Linked DNA regions of Homo sapiens: region 1 is linked to region 2. The links are chromatin loops, found by intact Hi-C in ENCODE. Cell type or tissue: spleen. All regions are shown on one strand. Each heading gives the region's core, and the rest is flanking DNA. Links, peaks and the distances in the headings are about the cores only. Region 1 has its middle 31 kb from the start of AMPH. Region 2 overlaps AMPH (amphiphysin).

Region 1 (17,452 bases), core at 8,583-11,082, 260 kb before region 2:
CTCCCTAAGTCACACGAATGAGGCCTGAAACCTCTAGGGTCAGCTGTGCATGAACACAAAAACTATCAGCTTTTGGGTTGGTCCCCATCCTGGTCCATGTGAGTAGGGACTGCAATTGCTGGGAATCAGTCCTTTCATCTTCTGTTTCCAGGCTGAGGAAGCGAACTCCTGACTACTCAGACTGTTTAGACTAAATCATCCCTGCCTGGAAGCCCTGCTGTTGTTCCTTCAGTTCCAAAGCCTGAGTTCCCGTGGCTGTTAATCTCACTATGCCATCATCTCTGTCATGCTCCACATGACTTTGCTGTTGACCCATTTATAGGTCATGGAGCTGGTTTCCTGTTTGTTCCCATTGCCATTTCCAAACATTAGACATGAGCAGTTTAAAAAAATAAAACAAAACAAAATTCAGCTCTTTGTTGGCTCACACCATACCCTTGACCTGATCTCATGCTCAGTCCTCCCCGTGGATTAAATATTGTGAAACCTGGTTGCTAACCCTCCTCTCTGTCCCAAGTCCCACATCCTGAGTGACTCCAACATCTATTGGAAGAACTCATCTAACACTTCGGTCTCTCTGTTCTTTGATCACTCCGTTTCTAATGGCCTTCCCCTCCACAGTTCCCAAGCTTCCATCTCTAAAAATTATGGTGTTGGATTGAAGATGGGCCATAAATAATTACACTCCTCTTTTCTAATTAAGTTCTGAACGAATTATAAGATAAAGAAAGAGCAAGATAGATGGAAATGAATTTCTCATCATTATTACAGATGCTGAATTAGCCATGCAGCCAACAATAAGATTCCCGATAGTGGGCCCTAGAATTAAATGCATTTGCCTGGCTGAATGGGTACAGGCTTCTCCAGGAGAAAGTCAGCAAAGCAGATCAGAATGCGCTCCTTGGGGCAGTGCAAGGGAGAACATAACTGGGTACTCATGAATAACTTCTTCTCTCAGCTTACCAATCAGAGAAGCTCTTCATCTCACAGAGTAGAGGTGAATGAAGGACAAAGAGAACCACTCCAAATAAAGGCAGTGCCAGGAGTGGAGGATGAGTGATCCTTCCCACTGCAGCTTGGGCTGTGTTATCATCCAAACTTCTGTTACCTCCAAATCATTCATTCAAGCCTCCTACTCCTGGCTGACCACCCTCCATCCTCACTGGAAATTCTGGTCTTGTGACTCTCTTTTGTTCCTCTCCCTTCTATCATAATGTGGATTTCTTTTTAAGCTCTTGCTAATATTCTCTACTACTTTGATCCTCAGTATTTTCTTCATGTGTCCAGCAGAACTGCAACTCTCCAAGTTTCTTTTTTTCTACACTTACATTTAAATGGCCAAATGTATCAGTCTGTTCTCACCCTGCTATAAAGGACTGCCAAAGACTGGGTAATTTATAAAGGAAAGAGGTTTTATTGACTCACAGTTCCACATGGCTGTGGAGGCCTCAGGAAAATTATGATCATGGCTGAAGGGGAAACAAACACATCCTTCTTTACTTGATGGCAGGAAGAAGAAGTGCCGAGCAAAAAGGGGAGAAAATCTCGTGAGAACTCACTCACTATTACAAGAACAGCAGCAAGAGGGTACCTGCCCCTATAATTCAATAACCTCCCACCGGGTCCCTCCCATGACACATGGGGATTATAGGAACTATAATTCAAGATGATATTTAGGTGGGTACACAGCCAAACCATATCACCAAATATTCCTGGAGAAAGAAAGAGAAAGACACACAACAGAGCAGATTGATGTCACTTAAAATACAGAACTAAAGGAGATAGAGACACAAAACACCCTTCAAAAAATCAATGAATCCAGGGGCTGGTTTTTTGAAAAGATCAACAAAATTGATAGACCGCTAGCAAGACTAATAAAGAATAAAAGAGAGAAGAATCAAATAGGTGCAATAAAAAATGATAAAGGGGATATCACCATCGATCCCACAGAAATACACACTACCATCAGAGAATACTATAAACACCTCTATGCAAATAAACTAGAAAATCTAGAAGAAGATGGATAAATTCCTGGACAAAAACTAAACCAGGAAGAAGTTGAATCTCTGAATAGACCAATAACAGGCTCTGAAATGGAGGCAATAATTAATAGCCTAACAACCAAAAAAAGTCCAGGACCAGACGGATTCACAGCCGAATTCTACCAGAGGTACAAAGAGGAGCTGGTACCATTCCTTCTGAAACTATTCCAATCAAAAGAAAAAGAAGGAATCCTCCCTAACTCATTTATTAGGCCAGCATCATCCTGATACCAAAGCCTGGCAGAGACACAACAAAAAAAGAGAATTTTAGACCAATATCCCTGATGAACATTGATGCAAAAATCCTCAATAAAATACCGGCAAACTGAATCCAGCAGCACATCAAAAAGCTTATCCACCACGATCAAGTCAGCTTCACCCCTGGGATGCAAGGTTGGTTTAACATACGCAAATCAATAAACGTAATCCATCACATAAACAAAACCAACAACAGTTACCACATGATTATCTCAATAGATGCAGAAAAGGCCTTCAACAAAATTCAACAGCCCTTCATGCTAAAAACTCTCAATAAATTTGGTATTGAAGGGACGTATATCAAAATAATAAGAGCTATTTATGACAAACCCACAGCCAATATCATACTGAATGGGCAAAAACTGGAAGCATTCCCTTTGAAAACCGGCACAAGACAAGAATGCCCTCTCTCACCACTCCTATTCAACATAGTGTTGGAAGTTCTGGCCAGGGCAATCAGGAAAGAGAAAGAAATAAAGGGTATTCAATCAGGAAAAGAGGAAGTCAAATTGTCCCTGTTGGCAGATGACATGATTGTATATTTAGAAAGCCCCATTGTCTCAACCCAAAATCTCCTTAAGCTGATAAGCAACTTCAGCAAAGTCTCAGGATACAAAATCAGTGAGCAAAAATCACAAGCATTCCTATACACCAAGAACAGACAAACAGAGAGCCAAATCATGAGTGAACTCCCATTCACAATTGCTACAAAGAGAAAAAAATACCTAGGAATCCAACTTACAAGGGATGTGAAGGACCTCTTTAAGAAGAACTACAAACCAGTGCTCAATGAAATAAAAGAGGACACAAACAAATGGAAGAACATTCCATGCTCATGGATAGGAAGAATCAATATCGTGAAAATGGCCATACTGCCCAAGGTAATTTATAGATTCAATGCCATCCCCATCAAGCTACCAATGACTTTCTTCACAGAATTGGAAAAAACTACTTTAAAGTTCATATGGAACCAAAAAAGAGCCAGTATAGCCAAGACAATCCTAAGCCAAAAGAACAAAGCTGGAGGCATCACGCTACCTGACTACAAGAATACAGTAACCAAAACAGTAACCAAAATAGGGCAGGGAACATCACACACCCTGGCCTGTTGGGGGGTGGGGGGCTGGGGGAGGGATAGCATTAGGAGAAATACCTAATGTAAATGACTAGTTGATGGGTGCAGCAAACCAACAACCAACATGGCACATGTATACCTATGTAACAAACCTGCACGTTTTGCACATGTACCCTAGAACTTAAAGTATAATAAAAAAAAAATACATGATCAGCCTCAAATAGGCCCTCAACACTGGTCAGCAGAACTATTAAACTTCTCTGAGCAACTCATCCTCCAACTCTCAACAATGACTACTTCAAATCACGCCCCATCTTTCCTTGAAGATTTTTTGTTTTCAGCAGATGAGCCCATTTCCTATTTTACTGAGAGTTGTGAAGCATCAAAAAGGAACTTCCTGAACTTTCTAACACCAAACCTATCTAATTTCCCCTCATCAGACCTGCACCTCTTCTAATACATGGCCACACCTCCTACTGTGCCTTAGAGCCTATTCACTCTTGCTATTGCAATAATGCCTCACTATCAAATATCCTTTTCTTTAATCTACTGCATATTCAGCCAGTTCTTCTCAACTAGATGCTTCCCATTACCATATAAATGTGCTCGAATCTCTTTTATCTTAAAAATAATTTCCCTTCAGCGTGATACGATTGGCGAGGGACCACAAGAAATTCTAAAGTTCTGGTAATGTTCTTTTCCTGAAGGTGGATGTGAAGCCATGGATATTTATTTTTATTCTTTAAACTGCACACACACACACACACACCTATCTATACACATACATATATATGCATATTGTATATGCTATTTCATATATAATTATTTTCATAATTAAAAAGGTAAAGCAAAACAAAGCCCTCTCTCAATCTCAAATTAGTTTTTAAAAATAATTTCAACTCACATTTTAAATTAAGGCATTACATGTGCAAGCTGGACATACTGCATAATGCTGAGGTTTGGGGTACAATTGATCCCATCACCCAGGTACTGAACAGTGTCCAATAGGTAGTTTTTTTTCAGCCCTTGCCCCACTCCCTCCCCGTCCTCTATAGTAGTCCCCAGTGTCTATTATTCCGTGCTTTGTGTCCATGAGTACCCATTGTTTAGCTCCCACTTATAAGTGAGAACATGCAACATTGGGTTTTCTGTTCCTATGTTAATTCACTTAGGATAATGGCTTCCAGCTGCATACATATTTCTGCAAAGGAAATGATTTCATTCCTTTTTATGGCTGCATAGTATTCCATGGCGTATATGCACCATATTTGCTTTAACCAGTCCACTGTTGATGGGCACCTAGGTTGACTCCATGACTTTGCTATTGCGAAGAGTGCTGTGATGAACATAGAAGTGAATGTGTCTTTTTGGTTGAATGATTTCTTTTCTCTCAGCTATATACACAGCAATGGGATTGCTGGGTTGAATGGTAGTTCTTTTTTCTTTGAGAAATCCCCACAATGCTTTACACTGTGGCTGAACTAATTGTACATTCCCACCAACAGTGTGTAAGTATTCTGTTTTCTCCACAGTCTTGCCAGCGTCTATTGTTTTTTTTAACTTTTTAGTAATAGCCATTCTGACTGGTGTGTTGTGGTATTGATTTGCAGCTCCCTGAAGAGTAGTGAAGAGAATTTTTTCATGTTTGTTGGCTGCTTTTCTTTCCTTTTTTTCTGTTTTCTTTCTTTCTTTCTTTTTTTTTTTTTTGGATGGAGTTTCGCTCTTGTTGCCCAGGCTGGAGTGCAATGGCGTGATCTCCGCTCGCTGCAACCTCCGCCTTCCGGGTTCAAGCGATTCTGCTGCCTCAGCCTACCAAGTAGCTGGGATTACAGGCATACGCCACTACATCCAGCTAATTTTGTATTTTTAGTAGAGACAGGGTTTCCCCATGTTGGTCAGGCTTGTCTCAAACTCCCGACCTCAGGTGATCCACCCACCTCGGCCTCCCAAAGTCCTGGGATTACAGGCGTGAGCCACCTTGCCCAGCCGGCTGCTTTTTTTCTTTTTTTTTCTTTTGAGAATATCTGTTCATGTCTTTTGTCCATTTTAAATAGGGTTATTTGGTTTTGCTTGTTCGATTGCGTAAGTTCTTTATAGATTCTGGATATTAGACCTTTGTCACACGCAGAACTTGTGAATATTTTCCCCCATTCTATATGTTGTCTGTTTACTGTATTGATTGTTTTGCTGTCTAGAAGCTCTTTAGTTTAATTATGTCCTACTTGTTAACTTTTGGTTTTGTTGTAGTTACTTTTGAGGACCTAGTTATAAATTCTTTTCCAAGGCCAATGTCCAGAAAGGTGTTTCCTAGGTTTTGTTCTAGGATTCTTATAGTTTGAAGTCTTACATTTAAGTCTTTAAATAATCTTGAATTAGTTTTTGTATTTGGTGAAAGAGAGGGGGGCAGTTTCTTTCTTTTGTATAAGGCTAGCCAGCTATCCCAGCATTATTTATTGAATAGGGAGTGCTTTCCCCATTACTTATTTTTGTCGACTTTGTCAAGGATCAGATGGCTGTAGGTATGTGGCTTTATTTCTGGGTTCTCTATTCTGTTCCATTGGCCTATCTTTCTGTCTTCGTACAAGTACCATGCTGTTTTGGTGACTGTTAACTTACAGTGTAGTTTGAAGTCAAGTAATGTGATGTCTACTGCTTTGTTCTTTTTGCTTAGGGTTGCTTTGTCTATTTTGGCTCTTTTTTGGTTCCATATGAATTTTAGAATAGTTTTTTCCAGCTCCATGAAAAATGACATTGGTAGCTTGATAGCAGTAATATTGAATCTGTAGATTGCTTTGGGCAGCATGGCCATTTTAAGCATATTGATTCTCCCAAACCATGAGCAGGGAAAGTTTTTCCATTTGTTTGTGTCATCTATGATTCTTCCAGCAGTGTTTTGTAGATCTCCTTGTAGAACTTGTAGTTCATCTCCTTGGTTAGATGTATTCCTAGGCCCTGCCCTGCCCTGCCCTGCCCTGCCCTTCTCTTCCCTTCCCTTCCTTCTCTCGGCAGCTATTGTGAATGGGATTGCATTCCCGATTTGGCTCTCTGCTTAAAGGTTATTGATATGTAGAAATGCTATTGATTTTTGTACACTGATTTTGTATCCTGAAACTTTACTAAGTCATTTATCAGTTCCAGGAGACTTTTGGTAGAGTCTTTAGGGTTTTCCAGGTATATAACCATATCATCAGAAAAGAGAGGTAGTTTGACTTTTTTCCTATTTGGATGCCTTTTATTTTTTTCTCTTGCCTCATTGCTCTGGCAAGGACTTCTAGTACTATGTTGAATAAGAGTGGTGAGAGTGGGCATCCTTTTCTGGTTCTCAGGGGAAATGGTCTGAGTTTTTGCTCATTCAGTATGATGTTGGCTGTGGGTTTGCATAGATGGCTCTTATTAGTTTGACATATATTGCTTCTAAGCATAGTTTCTTGAGGGTTTTAATCATGGAGAGATGTTGAATTTTATTAAAAAACATTTTCCACATTGTGATGATCATATGGTTTTTGTTTTTAGTTCTGTTTATGTGATGAATCACATTTATTGATTTGTATATGTTGCACCAACTTTGCATCTCAGGAATGAAGCCTACTTGATCATAGAGAATTAATTTTTTGATGTGTTGCTAGATTTGCTTTGGTAGTAATTTTTTGAGGATTTTTTCCATCTATGTTCAGCAGGGATATTGACCTGTAGTTTTCTTTTCTTGTGTCTTTGCCAGGTTTTAGTATCGGAGTGATGCTGGCTTCATAGAAGGAGTTAGGGAGAAGTCTCTCCGCCTTGATTTTTTGAAATACTTTCAGTAGGATTGGTATCAACTCCTCTTTGAATGTTTGATAGAATTCGGCTGTGAATCCACCTGGTCCAGGGCTTTTTGGGTAGGTAGGTTTTTTTTTTTTTTAATTACTGATTCAATTTTGGAACTCAATATTGGTTTATTCAGGGTTTCAATTTCTTCCTGATTCAATATTGGCAGACTGTGTGTTTCCAGGAATTTATCCATTTTCTCTAGGTTCATAATAGTCTCTGAGGATCTTTTATATTTCTGTGGGATTGGTTGTATGCCACCTTTGTCTTTCTGATTGTGCTTATTTGGATCTTCTGTCTATTTCTACACTAATCTAGCTAGCAGCAATTGATCTTATCTATCCTTTCAATGAACAAACATTTGGTTATGTGATTATGTGCATGGATTTCGGGGTCTCAACGTTGCTCAGTTCTGTTCTGGTTTTAGTTATGTCTTTTCTTCTGCTTGTGTAAGAGTTAGTTTGTCCTTGTTTTTCTAGTTCCTTTGGGTGTAATGTTAGAGTGTTAATTTGAGATCTTTCTAACTTTTTGAGGTAGGTCTTTAGCACTATAAACTTTTGTCTTAATGCTGATTTTGTTGTGTCCCAGAGATTTTGGTATGTTGTGTCTCTGTTTTCTTTTATTTCAAAGGATTTTTTATTTCTGCTTTATTTGTTTATCCCAAAGTCATTTAGGAGCAAATTGTTTAATTTCCATGTAATTGCGTGGTTTTGAAAGACTTCTTGGTATTAATTTCTGGTTTTATTCCACTGTGATCAGAGAGGACGTTTGGAATTATTTTGATTTATTTGAATTTATTAGGACTTGCTTTATGACCTACCATGTGGTTGATTTTGGAGTATGTTCCATGTGCAAATAAAAAGAATATATATTCCAAGGTTGTTGGGTGGAGTTTTCTGTGGATGTCTATTAGATCCAATCAGTCAAGTGTTGAATTTAAGTCCAGAGTTTCTTTGTTGGTTTTCTGCCTTGATAGTCTGTCAATGCTGTCAGTGGGGTGTTGATAGTCCTCCACTATTGTTGTGTGACTGTCCAAGTCTTTTTATAGGTCTAGAAGTACTTGTTTCGTGAATCTGCGTGCTCCAATATTGGGTGCATATATATTAAGGATAGTTAAGTCCTCTGTAAATTGAATCTTTTATCATTATGCAATGTCCTTCTTTGTCATTTTTTACTGTTGTTGGTTTAAAATCTGTTTTATTTGATATAAGAATAGCGACCCCTGCTCTTTTCTGTGTTCCATTTGCATGACAGATTTTTTTCTCCAACTCTTTACTTTGAGCCTATGAGTGTCATTTCATGTGAGATAGGCCTCTTGAAAACAGAAGATGAATGGGTCTTATTTTTTTAAATCCAGTTTGCCACTCTGTGCCTTTTAAGTGGGGCATTGAGACCATTTACATTCAAGATTAATATTGATATGTGAGGTTTTGATCTTGTTATGAAGTTGTTAACTGGTGGCCTTGTAGTTTCTATAGTGTGGTGCTTTATAGGGTCTGTGGGCTATGTGTGTTTTTGTGGTAGTAGGTATCATTATTTTGTTCTCATGTTGAGAAATTCCTGAAGGATCTCTTGTAAGGAAGGTCTACTGGTAATGAATTCCGTTAGTACTTGCTTGTCTGGAAAATATTTTATTTCTCCTTTGCTTATAGAGCTTAGTTTGGCAGGATATGAAATTCTTGGTTGGAATTTCTTTTCTTTAAGAATACTGAAAATAGGCCTCCAATCTCTCCTGGCTTGTAAGGTTTCTTCTGAGAAGTCTACTGTTAGCCTGATGGGGTTCTTTTTGTATGTGATCTGACCTTTTTCTTTTGCTGCCTTTAAGATTTTTTTCTTTAGCATTGACTTTGGGCAGTCTGGTGACTATATGCATTGATGATGTTTAGTTTGTACACTATCTCACATGTGTTCTCTAGATTTCTTGTATCTGGATGTCTATCTCTCTAGCAAGATTAGGAACTTTTCTTGAATTATTGCCTCAAATGTTTTCATGGTTGTTTTCTTCTCTTCTGTATCTATTGTTAATGTCCAGTAATTCATAATTTTGGTCACTTCACATAATCCAATATTTCTTGAAAACTGTGTTCATTTTAAAAAATTCTCTTCTCTTTATTTTTATCTAACTGGGTAGTTCAAAAAATCAGTCTTCAAGCTTTGAAATTCTTTCTTCTGCTTGGTGCAGTCTGTTCATAAAGATTTCAATTGTAGTTTGAAATTCCTTAGGTGAGTTTTTCAATTCCAGAAGTTCTGGTTGATTTCTTTTGAAGATGTTTACCTCTTCCTTCCTTTCCTGGATTGCTTTAGAAATGTCTTTTTGTTGACTTTCAACCTTGTCTTGGATCTCATTGCTGCTTACTTGCAATCCATGCCTTGAATTATTTATCTATCTAGCTATCATTTCTGAGTTTCCATTTTAGTTAGGGACTATTGCTGGGGAGCTAGTGTGATCCTTTGGTACTGTCACTACATTCAGATTTTGCCAGGTTTCTTGCACTAGTTCCTTTTCATCTAGAGATGCTTGCCCTTCTAATTTTAGTAACTATTTTCATGCAGGTAGAATTTTTTCTTTTTCTTTCCTTTTTTCCAATAATATTATTGTTTTTTTCTTCTTTCCCTTTCCTTCCTTCCCACCCCAGGGTGTGTGACTGTAGAGAATGCTGGGTAGGGTCTTTTGGCTTTGCTTGCGTAGCCCTATGCTCTTCTGTCACCAGGTTTTATATTGGGCTGTGCAATTTGACCTACAAGCCAATAGATGGCGCTTATGGGTAAGAGCTGGCTGTGTGGCCCGGCATGGTGGCTCGTATCTGTAATCTCAGCATTTTGGGAGCCAGAGGAAGTAGGATCCCTTCAGTCCAGGAGTTCAAGAACAGCCTGGGCAACATAGCGAGACCCTGTCTCTACAAAAAATGAAAAAAATTGCTGGTCATGGTGGCATGTGCCTGTGGGTCCCAGCTACTTGGGACAGTGAGGTGGGATGATTGCTTGAGCCCGGGAGGTCAAGGCTGCAGTAAGCCATGATCACACCACTACACTCAGGGTGACAGAGTGAAAACCTGTCTCAAAAAAAATGCTATGTGGATGGGAATATATGTGATCCCATCCACATAGCATTTTTTTTTTTTTTACTGGAAGAAGCTCTCGCTTGCCTCAGGAAATGGGTTGATTCATGGAGTGCACGGTGGTCTGAGCTCCCTCTTCAGCCCCAGTGGAGGGGAGGAAGCAAGATGGGCAGGGCCAGACCAGGCAGGTCCACCTGTAGGTCCCCTGATGGCAGGCACAAGTACCAGCACTGAGGGAGAATCCAGTGGATGGCCACCTCGCATCCAGAGGTGTGCCTCGGCATGGAGCTGCAAGACCTCCTCATCCCTGAGTTCTCTGCCTGGAGATTGGGGTCAGCCTAAACTTCTAACCCAGGAGGGTAGGTGCTTCAGACGCATGGAGATTCTGCCTGGGTGTAGAGTGGGGAGGGCCTCCTGCACCAGGATCTCCGCACAGGAAGATTGGGGTGACTCAGACTGCTGTTCCAGTGAGCAGGTGTCTGAATGCCTGGAGATCTGTCTGGCATGGAGTGGAGAGGGCCCCTCTGCACCCAGATCGCTGCACGGGAAGGGTGGGGCGGCTCAGGTTGCCAATCCAGGCAAACAGCTACTCAAATCACTTTTTATCCCACCACTGCATATCTCTTTTCTCCTTCACAACCAGATTTCTTGAAAGAGATGCCTAAAATTTTTGTCTCCACTTTCTTAACTCCCAATCTTTCCTCAACCTATTTAAGGCTGAATGTCATGGCCCATCACTCTCCCATTCCCACAATCACTGCCCTGAACCAGCTCTGATAAAGTCAACAGTGATCTCCCTGTCCTCAAATACATCCAATGATGTTCAGACCTTATTTTACTACATGATTCAGCAATGTTCTTAAATACTATTAACAACTTCCACCTTCTTGCAGCTCTTCCTCCCCTTGCCTTGGGTGCTACCACATTCTCCTGGTGTCCTTTCTACCTCTCTGATGCTCCTTCTTAACCTAGTTGGTGGGCTTATCTGCTACTCAGCCATTAAAAGTGAAGTCTGTCAAGGTGGTCTTTTTTCATTATATGCTTTCTTTCCAGGCAACTGTATCCAAGATCATTAATTTTAACTGCTATCTGTAAGCTATTTATATCTAGTTATGTCTTTGGCTCAGACATTTCCTTTGAGTTCCAGATGTATATATCCAACCACCTATTTCATATTTTCCCTTGATATGTCTCAAAGGTATTTCAGACACCTCATGTCCCAGACTGAACTGAGGCTCTTCCCCCACAAATCCTGTCTTCTGCCAGTGGTTCCTGTCTCATGAATGACTCACGCATCTTTTACTGGCCATCTTCTTTCCCACCATAGGGCCTTTGTGCTTCCTGATCTAGCTTCATGATATGTTCTTTCTTCTCTTACCTTGGGTAACTTCACAATTCTTTATTTGTCATATGTCTCTTCCGCAGAGAAATTTTCCATGACCCACAAGCCCAGGTCAGCTTTTTGTATTACATTCCTTTTTACCTGGAACACTGAACTCAGTTGGAAGGTTTGCTTGTATTAATTAGCATGATTATTGAGTAAACCTCTGGGACTCCCACTGTTTGGTCTGTCTTAGCTGCCTCCCCAACAGAACCACCCCTGTTATTGTTCCAGTATGTTGCCAGTGCCCAGTCTAGTGCCTGACATACATGGAGCAGATGCTCAATAATAGCTGTTTAAATTACATATGTGCAAGCATAAATGGTTATAAACATGGTTAGCATAGAGTGTGATACAACTTACTCCCTATGTAAAATTTAAACAATTTGGGTGCTTTTTCTATTTTGGGATGTGGATGATTTTATTATGTGCTGCTTTTATTTGGTGTATGGTTAATATCAGGGGAGAGGTAGATTTCAGTGGCATATTGGATACTCTAATGCACCTGGAATTATTATAACACTTAAAGGCAGATAAGATCCCAGGGGCCCAACAGGAAGAAGGTAAGGAAAACTACTCCTGAAAAGTAACATCAAAAGCCCCCCATTGCCTTCCTCTTTTGCAAAACAGCCTATCTGGCTAAAAGCTAAAAGTTTATAATGGGATGTGGATTATTATGGTAATATGAAGTCAAGGAGGTGATTTGAGAAGAAGACATAATGTAGACAGAGGCTTAGTCTATATAGACTTTGGGCAAAAGTCTCTTTCTTCGAGATAGGCTTTACATGTTGCAATGCCCGCTCTCCTGAATATGAAGAACCTTATGAGGACCATGAAACTGTTTTAAGGTTCTACAGGCAGATTTATCTTTTGTTTTTGTACATTCCCATATAATTTAGAAATTTGTTCTAATAGGGCTGGTGCAGTGGCTCACACCTGAAATCCCAACACTTTGGGAGGCTGATATGGGATGATCTCTTGAAGCCAGGAGTTCAAGACCAGCCTGGGCAACATAGCAAGATTCCATCTCTACAAAAAAAATTAATACATTAGCCCCATGTAGTGGCATGCACCTGTAGTCTCAGCTACTCAGTGGGGCTGAGGTGGGAGGATCACTAGAGCCCAGGAGTTGCAGGTGACAGTGAGCTATGATTGTGCTACCACCCTCCAGCCTGGATGACAGAGTGAGATCCTGACTTTAAAAAAAAGAAAAAGAAGATGTTCTAATAGGATTTAGAAAATAAGAGTCCTGGGGGCTGGGCGCACTGTCTCACGCCTGTAATTCCAGTACTTTGGGAGCAGAAGGTGGGCAGATCATGAGGTCAGGAGATTGAGACCATCCTGGCCAACATGGTGAAACCCCATCTCTACTAAAATACAAAAAATTAGCTGGATGTGGTGGCACATGCCTGTAGTCCCAGCTACTCGGGAGGCTGAGGCAGGGGAATTGCTTGAACCCAGGAGGCGGAGGTTGCAGTGAGCCGAGATCCCGCCACTGCACTCCAGCCTGGCAACAGAGCAAGACTCCATCTCAAAAAATAAATAAATAAATAAATAAGAGTCATGGCAAAGGTAACCGAGGGGCACTGAAACCATCCAAGAAGGATGATGGCAAACATTTATATAGCAGTGATTATAGTCCGGGAACTGTTCCAAGGGTTTAACATATATTAGCTATTTTGATCCTCAACACAACCTTATAAAAGAAGTATTATTTTTATTCTTATTTTGGAGATGAGGAAACAAGAGCAGAAAGGAGCTGAGTAACTTATGCAAGATGATTACTGTTGTGCCATGGTTATGAACTTTCTCAACAGGAAATGAGTTTAGACATGAAAAAAAAGGCAGACTACTGTGTTCCATAAAATGAACAAATAAGAGCAGGCGAAAGGAAACCTGCTGACAGCCCCAGAATTAAGATAGACTCTTAATGGGGTGGTTGTTGACTTAGAACTGGGGAGGGGCACAGTTCTTGCTTTGCAAATTTGCCTCCTCTGAAGGTTTTCTTACTCCTTGTGTGAGTATTTTCATCTGTCTATATATGTCCTAACATTCTGCAGATTCTTCTCAACACATTGAAAATATGAAGAAAATCCTCATTGGCCTGCAGAATGAGACTGATGGGACCTTGTGGGACTGATTTTTTTTTTTTGAAAGAGCTAGCTGAGGTTTTATTTTGTACAAAAAAAAAAAAAAAAAAAAGCAGTTGAATTGTTTTGTAGCTGGAGGCATGGGCAAAGGGTGTCCCCAGGCAGTAAACTCCCCCGTGGGTGGGCTGAGAGCTAGGGGTGAGCCTCAGGTGGGTCTCCTGTTCCCTTTGCTCCCCTGCACAGCGGCCTCCCTCCCCGGCTCTGGGGCAGCCACAGGAGGGGCAGGCTGGGAGGGGCTGTCGCAGCTGTTCACTTGGGCAGAATGTCAGAGGACTCGGACGCCAGCTTCCCATCGCGGGTCTTGATCTTCACAGCCACGGCCCTGGTGGAGCTGGTGTGGCTGAAGGAGCTGGAGCCCGCGCCAGAGCCAAAGCTGGAGCCCAGGCCGTAGCTGAGGCCGGGGCTTGTGAGGCGCCCGTAGGAGAGCTCAGACCACCTGCATAGCCACAGGTGGTCTTCGTATGGATACTCATGTTCTGCATCCCAGACTCCAGCCAGCTCTCCTCGCCCTCCAGCAGCTTCCTGTAGGCGTCCAGGGCCAGTTCCTGTACTCACGCAGCTGCTGAGCCATGTCCTGCTTGGCTAGCTGCAGGGCGGTCTCCAGCTCAGACAGCTTGGCTTTGGCACCCTTCATGGCCAGCTCCCCGGGCTGCTCTGCGTCTGTGACGGCGGCCTCTAGGGAAGCCCTCTGGCCTTTGAGGCCCTCAATCTCAGCCTGGAGCCAGCTGATGTTCCGGTTCATCTCGGAGATCTCAGCCTTTGTACGCCCCAGGTCATCCCAGCGCTTCCCAGCCAGCATCTGCAGCTCCTCATACTTCATCTGGTCCGTGCTCTCAGCCTCAGTCAGGCTGCGGTTGGCGATCACCTTGTACTGAGCCTTGACCTCAGCGATGATGCTGTCCATGTCCAGGGAGCAGCTGTTGTCCATGGACAGCACCACAGACGTGTCCGAGATCTAGGACTGCAGCTCCTGGATCTCTTCTTCATACAGCTGCCTGAGGAAGCTGATCTCTTCAGTCAGCGCTTCCAGGCGAGACTCCAGCTCTACCTTGTTCATGTAAGCTTCACCCACATCTGAGGAGAAATTCATTCTCCATCTCTGTACGCTTATTGATTTCATCCTCATACTTTTTCTTGAAGTTCTCCGCCAGCCTCTGCATGTTGCCAAGCTCTGCCTCCAGCTTCGGCTTCTCCTGGCTCAGAGTCTCCAGCCGCTGCATAAAGTTGTTGATGTAGCTCTCGAACATGTCCACGTTGCTCCAAGCCATCTTCTGCTGCTGCAGGAGGCTCCCCTTGGTCTCCAGCATCTTGTTCTGCTGCTCCAGGAAACGTATCTTGTCAATGAAGGAGGGAAACTTCTTGTTGAGGGTCTTGATCTGCTCCTTCTCCTGGGTGCGCATGGCCTGGATGTTGGGGTCCACCTCCAGGTTCAGGGGGCTCAGCAGGTTCTGGTTGACCATGACGGCAGTGATGCCTCCCATGCTGCTGGCCCCACCATAGCCTCTGCCCAGGCCAGCCCGGAAGCTGGTGCTGCCCACTCGGGAGAAGCTTAAGGAGCTGAGGTGGGCACCAGGCCCACTCATGTGAGAGCAGCTGCTGAAGGCCCGGAGGCCAGAGGTGGACACCTTGTAGGACTTCTGGGTCACCCTGATGGACATGGTGGAGGCAGACAGGCTGAACAAGGCAGAGATTCCAGGAGTGGAGAAGCTGCTTCTTGGTCTGAAATTTTTTCTTTTCAAACATTGAGGTAAGGTGGAATCTGAGAGCATAGAAAGATTGTGATCACAGGTGGGATCCAGCTACATGTGGATCTTTGCCATTTTACTTGGAATCAAGGACCATTTGGATCATGCACTAGGTGTGTCTCAGAAAGCACAATACTGGGGAAGATCATTCTCCTCTTTGCAGAGAGAGAACACAGAAGAAAAAATAAGGGCATTCTTCATTTAGCTTGATTCACTTCTCCAGTGACACAGATATCCAAAATTGAAGCAATTTGACAAGAGCCAAAGTTCTGAATGTTAGTGACAATGGGAATATACTCAGAAGATGCACTTAGTGTCAGAAAAGTTGGGAGACAAATGTTCAAGATCCTGAAAGCAGTAAATGGCAGCTGTAAGGATCTATGGCAGCCCAGGAAACAGTGGCCCAGAGACCCACATTAGAACCCCACATGAGAACACTGGAGGACAGTGGCAGGAACAACGTGTCGGTGAGGGGTCCTTCTGGAGGCCTGCAGTGTCGGAGCCACCCCACTCCCCAAGCCTCTTGTGATTCTAGGTCAGGGACTGTTGGAAGCAGTTCACTAGGACAATGCTTGGGCTGCTGATTCACTCCCCAGGGAGAGTTGGATGTGTGAGCAACTGCAGCACACAGGTCTTGCAGCACACACTGGAGAGAGCTGGGGAGGAGTGGAAGGTGGTGACCTTATGAAAAGAAGAGATTTGAGTGAATTCTGAAGATTAAGAGCTGGTGCAAGAAAGGCAGACATGATCAAAGAAACAATGAAAGATGAGAATAGATAAAAGTGTCTTCTAAGAGGCAAGAAAGTGTGGGATAAGATCAAGTTACCATTAGGGACAACACGTGGAGATGCAAAAGGTGCTCTGAGATGTCCTCCTATTGCAGGGTTGACTTAGGTGAAAAAGTTCTGGCAAGCCTACCCTTCATGGCTCCAGATAAGGGTGTATGGAGGTCAGTTCTATATGAGGACATAAAATAAACCATGCATAAACAGAAAGATACACTACATTCCTGAATGAGAAAATTTAATATTATGAAAATATGAATTTTCCCATTAAGTAAAAATTGAATGCAATCTAAATGAGGACACTGACGTGTGTGCTTAAATTGGATTAAATAAACTTAAAGTTCACATGGAAGAATAAATGTTCAAGAATAGTCAAGAAAATGTGAAAAAAAGGACCTTAGAAAACATTAAAATGAAGTGAAGTCTCTGTAATAAAAACAGCATAATATTATCATAGAAGTAAGCAAAAAGATAAGTGGAACTGTATAGAATACAGTTCCCAAAAATAGATTCTGCAGCCTTTGAGAATTTAATAGATAATAAATATATATTAATTTATCACAGAACAGTGGTTTATTTAATAAATAATATAGGCAAAATCAGCTATGTATTGGGAAAGAATAATTTTGGTTCCTGCCTCTCATTTTACACACAAATAAATTTCAGGTGGATCAAAATCTTAAAGGTAAAGAATAAAAGGATGGAACTTTAGAAGAAAATGTAGGAGACCATAAGTACAAGTTGGAGATTGATGAAGCAGGAAACCTATAAGCTATTATAAAAATTAGTCAGATTTGATTTTTATAAATATTAAGACATTTTAAAAGGTGAAATATAAGACATACAAAAGTAAAGTACAAATAATGGATTGGGGAAAGTGTGTAATGGATCTAATAGCTGAAGGATATATTAAGTACAAAGAACTATATTAATTATAACTGAAAAAAGATGATTAATAGAAAAATGGGCAGAGATATAAGCAGGCAAGCACAGAACAGCAAATCCAAATGTCCTGGCAGAACAACAACAACAACAAGTCTTTCAGCTTCCTAGTAGTCAGGGAGAAAATACATTAACTAACAATGAATTGCCACTGTGCACCAACGATATCAGCAAAAATTACAAAGGACTTTCACCTATTGCTGGTAAGACT
Region 2 (2,500 bases), core at 1-2,500:
GGCAGAAGATAGGATAATTGTGTTTTTCTGAACATTTAGAGTGAAGAGAAACATTTGATAGCACTGGGTATGAAAGGCTTGAAGTACTTTCAGCAGATTCAGTCCCTGGTCTTTGTGAGTAACATTTTTTAAAAAGCAAATGGTAGTCATTTATCATTGTGGTTTTTCCTAGCAGGTATAACATGTACTGTAGCAAGCAGAGCATAGAAAATGTTTTTTCTTTTATAGCTCTACAAATAGCTAACAAATTGAAATGCATGACAACAACAATAATAATAAGAGGTATAACTTTCATTGATGAAAACCTTTTTACTCTTTCCTTGATTTTATCTACAGCTAACACCTAATCTGAACAAATGGGTTCCTGTTTTCCATTGTATTTTTATGTTGTTCTATTCTTGCGGTCAGTAAATACGGCATTGGAAGTATTTTGGTAAGAGCAAAACATCTGGACCAGATTCCAGACATAAAGGGAGGACTGATGCCCCCTGATCATCAGACTAGTGTCAGAAACAGAAAGCTATGAGGATACGCAGATAGTGGATGATCCTTCTCTGTTTATGTAGTTTTTAAGCCCTGTAAAATCAACGTGGTAAGTAAACAGCAGCTGGAAAAATGGGAATTCATTACTAATGGACTCAAAGTAGGGTGTAGGAGTGTTGTTTGTTTTCCAAGTAGATCATTAAAATTGTTTGGCTTCTCTTTAAAGTCTAAAGTGCCAATTCCTTAGCACCTTACCTTTGCCAGAGTTGTTAATTTCGGTATTTTCCTGATATTTATTTATCATTCTTAAAATTCGTTTTCTGCATGCTGCAGTTCTTTTTTATGTGACAAAAATCACAGCTGAGGTGCTGAGGCTGAGGTATTTGCTCCTACAACGTCAGGAACGTCAGAGCAGTCAGGCAGAGCCTTTGGCCGCCACCTGCTGGTGGTTGGTGTCACAGCAGCTAATACCTGTTTTTTATTATTTTATTTTATGTTTATTTTTAACTTTTGTGGGTACGTAGGGGGTGGATATATTTATGAGGTACGTGAGATATTTTGATACAGATATATGACATGTAGTAATTACCTCAGGGTAAATATATCTATCACCTCCTTAAGCATTTATCCTTTTTTTGCATTATAATCCAGTAATATTCTTTTAGTTATTTTAAAATGTACAATAAGTTATTGTTGACTGTAGTCACCCTGTTTGTGTTATGAAATACTAGGTCTTATTTATTCTTTCTAATTATTGTTTGTGCCCATTAACCATCCCCCCTACTTCCTCACTACCCTTCCCAGCCTCTGGTAAGCATCCTTCTACTCTCTGTCTCCATGAATTCAATTGTTTTACTTTTTAGCACCTAGAAATAAGTAAGAACATTCAAAGTTTGTCTTTCTGTGCCTGGCTTTTTTCCCTTAACATAATGACCTCCAGTTCCATCCATGTTGTTGCAAATGACAAGATCTCATTGTTTTCTATGGCTGAATAGTACTCCATTGTATATATGTATCACATTTTCTTTATCCATTCATCTGTTGATGGATACTTAGGTTGCTTCCAAATCTTGGCTATTGTGAATAGTGCTGCAATAAACATGTGAGTGCAGATACCTCCTTGATATATTGATTTCCCTTTTTTTTTTGTTTTTTTTTTTTTGAGTATATACCTAGCAGTGGGATTGCTGGATCATATGGTATCTCTACTTTTAGTTTTTGTGTTTTTTTTTTTTTTTGAGGAACCTCCAAACTGTTCACCATAATAGTTGCATTAATTTACATTTCCACCAACAGTATATGAGGTTTCTTTTTTCTCTACTTCCTCGCCAGCATTTGTTATTGCCTGTCTTTTGGATAAAAGCCGTTTTAACTGGGGTGAGATGAGATCTCATTGTAGTTTCGATTTGCATTTCTCTGATGATCAGTGAGGTTGAGCACCTTTTCACATACTTGTTTGCTATTTATGTCTTCTTTTGTGAACTGTCTATTCAGATCTTTTGCCCATTTTTTAATTGGAATTATTAGATTTTTTCCCCATAGAGTTGTTTGAGATCCTTATGTATTCTGGTTATTAATCCCTTGTCAGATGGGTAGTTCACAAATATTTTCTCCCATTCTGCAGGTTGTCTTTGTTGATTGTTCCCTTGGCAGTGCAGAGGCTTTTTAACTTGACGTAATCCCATTTGTCCATTTTCGCTTTGTGTGCCTGTGCTTTTGGGATATTACTCAAGAAATCTTTACCCAGTCCAGTGTCCTAGAGAGCTTTCCCAATGTTTCCTTTTGGTAGTTTCATAGTTTGAAGACTTATATTTAAGTATTTAATCCATTTTTATTTAATTTTTGTATATGGCAAAAGATAGGAGTCCAGTTTCGTTGCCTGCTTAAATTATCTAGCAAAGGAAAGGTGATAACATGTATATTTAGTGATGGTAAAATCTTATACAACCAAATTGATAGATATCTAGAGACAAGTTACAGGTTAATAATAAACATTATGTTCGTATGGAACAAGTTT

What was found. A loop is a pair of places that touch in the nucleus more often than their neighbours do. Peaks named below come from ENCODE experiments on the same cell type or tissue, not always from the same donor. Only the 100,000 strongest peaks of a DNase experiment are listed, where the experiment ranks them.
Region 1: a loop joins it to region 2, with 4 times the contacts of the local background. A loop is called at or near these places in 57 of 110 quality-filtered maps.

Annotation. Positions count from the first base shown.
Region 1 is chr7:38,653,180-38,670,631 of GRCh38, reverse strand. It overlaps the pseudogene KRT8P20. Among named protein-coding and RNA genes, the nearest start is that of AMPH, 31 kb to the right of the region's middle. In spleen, for the core only: a CTCF peak has its summit at 9,897 (motif pointing right); no DNase peak of the experiment used is centred there; H3K27ac peaks cover 764 bases.
Region 2 is chr7:38,397,328-38,399,827 of GRCh38, reverse strand. The region is part of intron 17 of AMPH (amphiphysin); the gene reads left to right. Among named protein-coding and RNA genes, the nearest start is that of TRG-AS1, 57 kb to the right of the region's middle. In spleen, for the core only: a CTCF peak has its summit at 943 (motif pointing left); a DNase peak (open chromatin) is centred at 906.